Regions from separate parts of the Homo sapiens genome. Here region 1 is linked to region 2. A link is an interaction called in ENCODE POLR2A ChIA-PET data of the cell type or tissue named here. Cell type or tissue: Panc1. All regions are shown on one strand. Links, peaks and the distances in the headings refer to the core of each region. The heading gives the core; the rest is flanking DNA.

Region 1 (5,381 bases), core at 244-5,243, 75 kb after region 2:
GAGAAACGTGTTTACGTAACCTGGAGAAAGGCAAACAAAACAAAATAACAAACCAACAAATAAAACCAGGGAAACCAAAGAACAGAGAGAACAGAAAACAAAAAATAAACTGATAGACTTAAGCTCTGACATACTGATAACTGTATTATATGTAAATGGTCTAAAAGTCATTTAGTTAATTAAAAGCCAGAGATTGATGGAGTAAATTCAGAAACATGACCTAATTATACGTTGTCCACAAGAAACTCACTTCAAAAATAATGATGTAGGCATGCAGAAAGTAAAAGGAAGGGGGGAAAAAAGTATCATGCAAATACTAACTTTTTTTTTTTTCTTAATTCGCTTTGTCGCCCAGGTTGGAGTGAGTGGTGCGATCTCAGCTTACTGCAACCTCCGCCTCTCGCATTCAAGCGATTCTCCTGCCTGGATGGGACTATAGGTGCCTGCCATCACACCCAGCTAATTTTTCTATTTTTAGTCGAGATGGGGTTTCGCCACGTTAGCTAGGCTGGTCTTGAACTCCTGACCCCAAGTGATCCACCCACCTCAGCCTCCCAAAGTGCCGGGATTACAGGTATGAGCCACTGCGACTGGCCACAAATATTAACTTTTAAAAAGCAGGCCAGGTTGGTGGCTCATGCCTGTAATCCCAGCACTGTGGTAGGCTGACGAGGCAGGAGGATTGCCTGAGTGCAGGAGTTCAAGACCAGCCAGGGCAACATACTAAGATTCCATTACAATAAAAATAATACAAATGTAAAATAAGCAACACACACACACACACACACACACACACACACACACACACACACGCATATATAATATATATGTACATACAGGTTGAGTATCCCTTACCTGAAATCATGAAATGCTTGGAAGCAGAAGTGTTTTGGATCTTTTATTTTTTCAGATTTTGAAATATGTCCATTATATACTTACTGGTTACACACCCCAAATCCCAAATCCCAAATGCTTCAATAAGCATTCCGTTTGAGTGCTCAAAAAATTTCAGTGCTCAAAAAGCCTTGGATTTTGGACCATTTCAGATTTGGATTTTTAGATTTGGAATACTCAACCTGTATGTGTTTTTAAAGAATCTATAAAATCATTTTTTTCTCTAGATGACAACGTACATAGTCTGCACCCTTTCATATGGGAGACATGTTTATTTCTTCAGAGGCTAAAACAGTTTTCTAAAACTTTTTAAGAATGAAGGACTTGACACCATTAGTCATTATAAAATGCAAGTCGAAACTACTTGCAAACCTGTTGCACAAGCAATGAAATAAAACTTCGTAACCATTAGAATGGCTATACTAAAAAAGACAGACAATAACAATGTTGAGAAAGATGTGGAAGAACTGGATCCCTCACGCATTACTACGGGAATGTAAAAATACATTCAAACTTTGGAAAATGTATTTTCCAAATATTACTTGAACCCGGGAGGCGGAGGTTGCAGTGAGCCCAGATCACGCCATTGCACTCCAGCCTGGGTGAGAAAATGGCAGTTTCTTAAAATACTAAATACAGATTTATCATATGATCCAGCAACTCTACTCCTACATAAAAATGCAGAAGAAACAAAAACATATGTCCTGACAAAGATATGTATGCAAATGTTATAACCTTATTCACAATAGCCAAAAAGCAAAAAACAACCCAAATGTCCATCAACTGCTGAATGAATAAACGAAATGTGGTGTATCTGTATGGAATTTTATTCAGCATCAAAAAGGAATGAAGTGGCCAGGCGTGGTGGCTCACGCCTGTAATACCAACACTTTGGGAGGCGGAGGTGGGCAGGTCACCTGAGGTCAGGAGTTCGAAACCAGCCTGGCCAACATGGTGAAACCCCGTCTCAACTAAAAACAGAAAAAAAATAAGCTGGGCGTGGTGGCAGGCGCCTGTAATCCTAGCTACTTGGGAGGCTGAGGCAGGATAATTACTTGAACCCGGGAGGCGGAGTTTGCAGTGAGCCCAGATCACGCCATTGCACTCCAGCCTGGGTAAGAAGAGTGAAACTTCATCTCAAAAAAAAAAAGTAGTACCAATACATATACAACATGTTTGAATACTATGTTAAGTGAAAGAAGCCAAACATGAAAGACCACATATTATATGATTCAATTTAAATGAAAATGTCTATAAAAATAAAATTTATAGAGATAGAAAGCAGACTCGTGGTTGTCTTAGGCTAGGATGGGAGTGGGAATAATTGTATATATAGGCACAAGGTTTCTTTTTGGGATGATGGAAATGTTCTATAATTATACTGGGGTTGACAACTGCACAATTCTGTGTACACTTACAATATACTTACAATCAGTAAATTGTACATTTTGGTATGTACATTTAAGACAGGTGAATTTTATGGTATATAAATTATACTTCAATAAAGCTTTAAAGGGAGTGAAGGAAATCATAATTGTAATGGTAAAGTCTCATTGCAAAGGATTTATACACTACAAATTCCATTTTGTTTCATGTCTCATATATTTGACAGCACCTTTGTTGGGGCAACAATACAGGATTATCCCTTTTCCACCAAGAGCATTTGACAATGTAACTAAAACTACTTTAAAGCAATGGTCAGGCCTCTATGCGCTTTTGAAGTGCTATTTGATAATACACAAAAAAGTGAAGAATCTGAAATGGTATTAAGGGTTGAAGACAGTGATTATAGAAACTGGCAATTATCATTGCCTTTTAATGAAAAAAAGGAACAAAAGAAATAAGGTCTTAAGAGAATAAAAGATTGAGAAGAGGCCAATACACTAACTGTATATAACTATCCTGAACATTGGATATAGTGCATATTTTCTTAAAGACAATACAGTGTTTGCTAATACCCTTAGTGTATTGTCCTAAGAAGGTAGAAAAACAGAAGCATGTAGAAGGAATTGGAGGGATAAATTCTCTTTACATAGTAGCTGTCACCTACCAGAAAAATGAAAAGGGATCTTTCTATATAATCTACTACAATGGCTGCCAAATCAAAGGATTAAACAGCTCTAGGCTGGGAGCGGTGGCTCACACATGTAATCCCAGCACTTTGGGCGGCCGAGGTGGGTGGATCATTTGAGGTCAGGAGTTTGAGATGAGCCTGACCAACATAGTGAAATCCACTCTCTACTAAAAATATAAAACTAGCTGAGCATGGTGGTACACGCCTGTAATCCCAGCTACTTGGGAGGCTGAGGCAGGAGAATCACTTGAGCCCGCGAGGCAGAGGTTGCAGCGAGCCACTGTACTCCAGCCTGGGTGACAAGAGCAAAACTCTGTCTTAAAAAAAAAAAGGATTAAACAGCTCGAAGTGTTCACATACTCCACATCTACTTAAAATAATGAGAAAAACTCATCATACAGGAATGGAACACATCTAGACTTTTGTTTGTAACACCTTAAGTTATAGCTCAAGATCAAGTTAAGCTTTCTTTTTCCATTAATATACTACAATATATTTATCACTTACATTGTATTTAACTCTGTAATTTTACGAGGCAATTTCATTCCTCCTCTTGAAAATCAAAGCATAGTTGTGTACAAAGAAACTTTCTCCTCCAGTTACTACTACACAGTCATTCCCACTATGGCAAAGGGTATGTGTAGTTATCTCTCAAGAATCTTGAAGGTGAAAACAGTTTATAACCACTATAATACAATACATAAATAAGAAATAAAAGGGTTTTAGAACGTAAAAGCTTTAGTCTATTTTTTTTAACCCAGAGATGTCAAGTAACTAACCCAAAGACAGTTAATAGCAGATCACAGGACGTAGAATACATGCCATTCAACCACATTTCTATTTTCGTTAATTGAATTCAATTTGTTCTCAACTGGAATAAACATTTTCAATCCGAATAACCAACTTTAAACAGCGTATTGAAGCCAAATAAGATGACAGTACTAATTTTTCTGAGGAGATAACAACAGGTGGACAGGTGAACATAAGCTATAAGCTATCTACCATCCTTCCTTCATCTAACATGGGTAACCTTTTCCTCTCTTTTCTAAGGCCCACCAGGAGATTCATGGGGCCTTATCACAAGTTTTCCCATGAGGCAGCTACCATGTAAAAAATGAAAGGGAAGGGTGAACATGAACTTTTTTCTTCAAGAATTTCAATGGGCCGGGCGTGGTGGCTCTCACCTGTAATCTCAGCACTTTGGGAGGCCAAGGAGGGCAGATCACGAGGTCAGGAGATCGAGACCATCCTGGCTAACCCGGTGAAACCCTGTCTCTACTAAAAATACAAAAATTAGCCAGGTGTGGTGGTGGGCACTTGTAGTCCCAGCTACTTGGGAGGCTGAGGCAGGAGAATGGCATGAACCCAGGAGGCGGAGCTTGCAGTGAGCTGAGATCGTGCCACTGCACTCCAGCCTGGGCGACAGAGCAAGACTCTGTCTCAAAAAAAAAAAAAAAAAAAAAAGGATTTCACTGAAGGAGAGAAGAAGAGAAGGTAAACATGAGATTTTTCTGGGATAATCTTTAGGGCCTGTACGTACTGATTCCTTCCTCCTTTCCTCCTAAATTCAGTTGCCAGACTCTCAATATGTGCAGTATTTCCATAACCACAGTATTATCTGTAGTTATGTTTCAAAATGCAATACAGATCAGGTTAAAAAAAGAAGGTGATAAGAATGGATCTAAGAAAGCCAAGGCTGATCTCAATGGGACTGGTGCTTACAATGGAATATTAAAAAGACTATTTTCAAAGGCTGTTTTGTGAAGTGAAGCCAAGTCCAAAAATAATGGTTGTCTTAGCTCGTTTTGTGCTACTACAACAGAATAGCTGAGACTGGGTAATTTATAAAGAACAGAGGTTTATTTTGTTTAGTTCTAGAGGCTTGGAAGTCCAAGACTGAGGGGCCCATATCTAGCAAGGGCCTTTTTGCTTCCTCATCCCATGGTGGAAGGTAGAAGGGTAAGTGGGCAAAACAGAAAGCAAAAGGGCCAAAGTTACTTTTATAACAAACCCACTTTAACAATAATGAACCTGCTCCTATGATAAAAATATTAATCTATTCATGACAGAGCCCTCATGACCTAATCATCTCTTAACAGTCCCACCTCTCAACACTGTCACATAGGGGATTAAGTTTCCAACACGTGAACTCTGGAGCGCACATTGAAACCATAGCAATGGTATTTTTTTTTGTTTGTTTTTTAAGAGATAAAGTCTCATAGGTTGCCCAGGCTGGCCTCAAACTCCCGGACTCAAGAGATTCTCCCACTTCAGCCTCCAGAATAGCCAAGACTATAGGCACACAACATCCCACCTGGCAAGCAACAGTATTTTAAAAAGCAGAATAGAAAACTAAATGCATAGTAAGATCCAGGTTTTTCAAAAGAGATATAGGTAAGATCTATCCAATCAA
Region 2 (5,308 bases), core at 309-5,308:
ACACAAATAATATCAGAAATAATTAAAGAAAAAGCAAATATATTTATCATCCTAAGGTAAATATTTTACTTGAGAAAAATAACATAAAGTTTGCAATACAAAATTTAAAATTCATCCTTAAAAATGTACTCTACAAAATGTAGGCCTTATTGGATCCTGATTTGAAAGAACAATTATATAAAAAATATTTTTGAGAAAACTGAGGAAACATAAAAATGGGACTGTTAGATGATATTAAGGCATGATTATTTTGTTGAATCAATAATGGTAATGTGGTTTTTGTTTAAGTCCTTATTTTTTGGAGATACATAATAATGCTTTTACAAGTAAAATCCTATTATGCTTAGAACCATTTAAAAATATTTCAGAAAAAAATTAATGAGGTACACAAAAGACATGAAACAAAACAGTAGAATGCCATTCTATAAATGTTTGAAAATTTCTATAATAAAAAGTGCAAAAAAGTATAGAATATAATATTACTATGTAAACAAACAAACAAACAAAAACACATGAAAACCACCTGTCCAAAAACAGAGGACTGGTTAAATAAATTATGGCTTATATACATTGTGATGATAGCAAGAAATGGCATGAGGAGTCTTCAGGCCCAATTCCCTTTATCTCCATTAACTAAGTCCTAAGCCACCTCCAATAAGCACAAATGTAAGTCAAAACTGTGTGCTAGTTATGCAAAACAGCTACAATACAAATTACCTACCCCTTTTCCAATAAGATTATCACCATAAACTCCTCATATTAATTCTCCATCAATGTTTCTTTTTTTCCTGAGAGACGGGGTTTTGCTCTGTAGCCCAGGCTGGAACGCAATGGCATGATCACAGCTCACTACAGCCTCAACCGCCTCGGCTCAAGTGATCCTCCCACCTCAGCCTCCTGAGTAGCTTGGACTACAGGTGCACACCACCACTCCTGGCTAATTATTTATTTTTTGTAGAAATGGGGTCCCACTATGTTGCCCCAGCTGGTCTGAAACTCCTGGGCTCAAGCGATCCTTCCACCTCAGCCTCCCAAAGTAAGATTACAGGTATGAGCCACCGCGCCTGGAAATTCTCCATCAACCTTTCTACATACAAATAAAGAACATGAAATGGTATCAAAAGCTGTTCAAAAATATTAAGTGAAAAAGGCAGGATACAAACTACTACATGTTGTATTTTACTAGTAAAAACCTAAGTCATATGATTCCAAAAGAAGCTGGAAAAATGGTAGGCACCGTGGCTCACGCCTATAATCCCAAAAATGTGACAGGCTGAGGCAGAAATATCACTTGAGGCCAGGAGTTTGAGACCACACTGGGCAACATAGCAAGACCCTGTCTCTACAAAAAATTAAAAAATTAGCTGGACATGATGGTGTCCGCCTGTAGTCCTATCTACTGAGGAGGCTGAGACAGGAGGATCACTTGAGTACAGAAGTTCGAAGCTGCCATGAACTATGATCTCGCCACTGCACTCCAGGCTGAGTAACAGAAAAAGACCTTGTCTCAAAAAAATAAAAAGAAAGATACAATGAAACATTAAGGGTTGTTTTCCTACTTTGTTTCTAATATACTATTTTTAAACAGAAATTAAATGCTTTTTAAAAGAACTGTATACAGAAGAGTGGCCAAATGGTCAATTAAGGCTTATTCCTAAAGCTTAATGAGAACTTTATCATTAAAACATCATTAATTAGGGTAAACTCTAACGAATGCCCTAATGCCAGATTCTTAATGACAGACAGCAGTAAAATACTGGTTGTAAATTTGTCACTATTTATTAATCTGAGGTTGAATAACCACTCAAGGGCACTTAGATGATCTGAACAAATATGTAAATCAGATTTGGATTTAAATGTCTACATTTAAGTTGTCTGATTTTCAGATACCATTTGCTGGTGTACGAACCCACCAAAGGAAATACTTCCTAATTATTTGCTTTCAGTTTACAGTTTCACCTCCAAGTAAGGGTGGAAAGATTTAAAACAACATACGCGTGCCTAGACATTTCAAAAGCAGGCTGCTGCAAAACTAGTGCTAACAAATTCATCCTGTCTTTTAATATAGACAGAAAACCCACTTCCACTAATAGCATGAAAGGACAGAAGCAAGAAAGCAATGTAGAGGAACCCTAGTCTCACATAAATGACAAGTGTGATATAGCAAATCTCTCGATGAATTCAACTGTAAAAAAGAACAACGATCCCACCCCCAAGCAAAAAAAAAAAGAAAAAAAAAGTGCTTTGATTAGGGATTTCAGAGCCTATTAATTTTAGAAGCAGTAACATTAGCCTCCCAGTCTATGTCGTCACTAGAAGCCCTTTGGGTTTTGAGAATTCCCACTTGTGTCGCATCTTTCTACATAATAACAAGCTACCAAAAGACTGAAGTGAATGCAAAAAACGACTAGGTTCTAGGGAAACCAGATGAGATATAAAAGAATCCAACAAGAGACTAATAAGGGTCCACCTGTCCCCAGGGCCCAGGAATGATCGTCCCCACATGGGGCCAAAATAAGGTTGGAAATAACTGACTCCATGCTCTGACCATGGCAGGGGGTGAGCGCCTGCCATGCTCATTCCAGAGGTACAGGACCAGGAAAGGGAAAGCATCCGACTGCCTCCCAAGGTCTCCCGGCATAGACCGTTAGCGGCACCCTCCCCTTCAGTCTGAGACAGCGACGTTGTCCCGTCCTGACACTTAACTCTCCTGGTGGGGTCCCTGTCCGGCCTCCATCCCAGCCTTTTTCCCGCTGCCCTCAGGATGCTCACTTAAGGAAACCGACGTGCTCTTCTCCGTCTACCAGCACTCGGGCCGCCGAGATCCAGTCCTGAGGCTTCACCCCTGGAACAACTGCACGCCCCTCAATCTTGAAGCGATCTCCTATGCCGACCCCACTCCCTCCCGATCCCTCAGCAGCAGCCCCGGGCACCTCCGAGCTCTGGACATCCCCCGATAGCAGCAGCAGCAGCAGGACGGGAAAGAAGCCCCACAGAGCGGCCGCCATGACAGCAGCTCTGCACTCAGACCGGCAGCCCCGGAAGCCCTCCCAGTCTCCCGGCCGCCACCGCCGCCGCTGGCGGCTTGATGTTGTCATCACTGCGCGCCCGTTTCTGTCATAAGCTGTGGGATCCAACCAGAGGGAAGAGATCATGGCCGATCGACTAGCGAGGCGGAAGTAAGGCGGAAGTACTGCCCTTAACTCCCGGCACTCTGGATTGGAAGACGGCGCACAGAGCCTGTGTCAAGTGCCTATGAAGGGGACTGCCCATGAAGTGAAAGTCAAGTGTGTGTTGCTGCGGCAGCCACGGAGGCCAAGGACCTCACGGGAGTAAAAGATGACGAGACTGGCTTCGGGAGAAACACCATCCAGAAGAGACCTTTCAAAAAACTTCTAGAGACTCCCCAAGACGTATGAGATGAAAGGCTTCTTCTGTCTGTGTGCGTTTAACTCATTTCTCCTTAGCCCCGAGATTACGCGCTGCTGTGCCTGCGACTGCAGCGTTTACGCCGAGATAACTCGTGGATTACAGTGCCAACCTTACTCCCAAAGTTTGCCACGAAATATCTCGCTTCTGTTATTTTCGCATGGTTCTGGTATATTGACTTTTGAAACAAAAGACATCATTCTGTTTATAGCATTCTGTTTTTAGTAGTGGGATTTCCATCTACAAAATATAGTAATTCTCGATCGCTGAAATGTCAAATCCTAGAAAACGTAGCATTCCTATGCGTGATAGTAATACCGGTCTCGAACAGTTGTTGGCTGAAGATTCATTTGATGAATCTGATTTTTCGGAAATAGATGATTCTGATAATTTTTCGGATAGTGCTTTAGAAGCCGATAAGATCAGGCCTCTGTCCCATTTAGAATCTGATGGAAAGAGCTCTACATCAAGTGACTCAGGGCGCTCCATGAAATGGTCAGCTCGTGCTATGATTCCACGTCAAAGGTATGACTTTACCGGCACACCTGGCAGAAAAGTCGATGTCAGTGATATCACTGACCCATTGCAGTATTTTGAACTGTTCTTTACTGAGGAATTAGTTTCAAAAATTACTAGAGAAACAAATGCCCAAGCTGCCTTGTTGGCTTCAAAGCCACCGGGTCCGAAAGGATTTTCGCGAATGGATAAATGGAAAGACACTGACAATGACGAGCTCAAAGTCTTTTTTGCAGTAATGTTACTGCAAGGTATTGTGCAGAAACCTGAGCTGGAGATGTTTTGGTCAACAAGGCCTCTTTTGGATACACCTTATCTCAGGCAAATTATGACTGGTGAAAGATTTTTACTTTTGTTTCGGTGCCTGCATTTTGTCAACAATTCTTCTATATCTGCTGGTCAATCAAAGGCCCAGATTTCATTGCAGAAGATCAAACCTGTGTTCGACTTTCTTGTAAATAAATTTTCCACTGTATATACTCCAAACAGAAACATTGCAGTTGATGAATCACTGATGCTGTTCAAGGGGCCATTAGCTATGAAGCAGTACCTCCCGACAAAACGAGTACGATTTGGTCTGAAGCTATATGTACTTTGTGAAAGTCAGTCTGGTTATGTGTGGAATGCGCTTGTTCACACAGGGCCTGGCATGAATTTGAAAGATTCAGCGGATGGCCTGAAATCATCACGCATTGTTCTTACCTTGGTCAATGACCTTCTTGGCCAAGGGTATTGTGTCTTCCTCGATAACTTTAATATATCTCCCATGCTTTTCAGAGAATTACATCAAAATAGGACTGATGCAGTTGGGACAGCTCGTTTGAACAGAAAACAGATTCCAAATGATCTGAAAAAAAGGATTGCAAAGGGGACGACTGTAGCCAGATTCTGTGGTGAACTTATGGCACTGAAATGGTGTGACGGCAAGGAGGTGACAATGTTGTCAACATTCCACAATGATACTGTGATTGAAGTAAACAATAGAAATGGAAAGAAAACTAAAAGGCCACGTGTCATTGTGGATTATAACGAGAATATGGGAGCAGTGGACTCGGCTGATCAAATGCTTACTTCTTATCCATCTGAGCGCAAAAGACACAAGGTTTGGTATAAGAAATTCTTTCACCATCTTCTACACATTACAGTGCTGAACTCCTACATCCTGTTCAAGAAGGATAATCCTGAGCACACGATGAGCCATATAAACTTCAGACTGGCATTGATTGAAAGAATGCTGGAAAAGCATCACAAGCCAGGGCAGCAACATCTTCGAGGTCGTCCTTGCTCCGATGATGTCACACCTCTTCGTCTGTCTGGAAGACATTTCCCCAAGAGCATACCAGCAACGTCCGGGAAACAGAAT

Evidence for each region. ChIA-PET counts read pairs that join two places held together with the same protein. Peaks named below come from ENCODE experiments on the same cell type or tissue, not always from the same donor. Only the 100,000 strongest peaks of a DNase experiment are listed, where the experiment ranks them.
Region 1: POLR2A ChIA-PET joins it to region 2 with 10 read pairs; 2 of 35 experiments call an interaction of 5 or more read pairs at or near these places.

What each region holds. Positions count from the first base shown.
Region 1 is chr15:34,174,346-34,179,726 of GRCh38, forward strand. All of the region lies in intron 1 of KATNBL1 (katanin regulatory subunit B1 like 1), which reads right to left. Among named protein-coding and RNA genes, the nearest start is that of KATNBL1, 33 kb to the right of the region's middle. In Panc1, for the core only: no CTCF peak of the experiment used is centred there; no DNase peak of the experiment used is centred there.
Region 2 is chr15:34,098,832-34,104,139 of GRCh38, forward strand. EMC7 (ER membrane protein complex subunit 7) reads right to left here and starts at 3,031. Exons shown (of 5, transcript NM_020154.3): 1 at 2,773-3,031. The coding sequence starts at 3,008. It overlaps PGBD4 (piggyBac transposable element derived 4), which reads left to right and starts at 3,252. Exons shown (of 1, transcript NM_152595.5): 1 at 3,252-5,308. The coding sequence starts at 3,701. RefSeq lists enhancers at 2,175-3,032, 2,642-3,341, 3,372-3,461. In Panc1, for the core only: no CTCF peak of the experiment used is centred there; a DNase peak (open chromatin) is centred at 3,150; H3K4me3 peaks cover 2,610 bases; H3K27ac peaks cover 2,386 bases.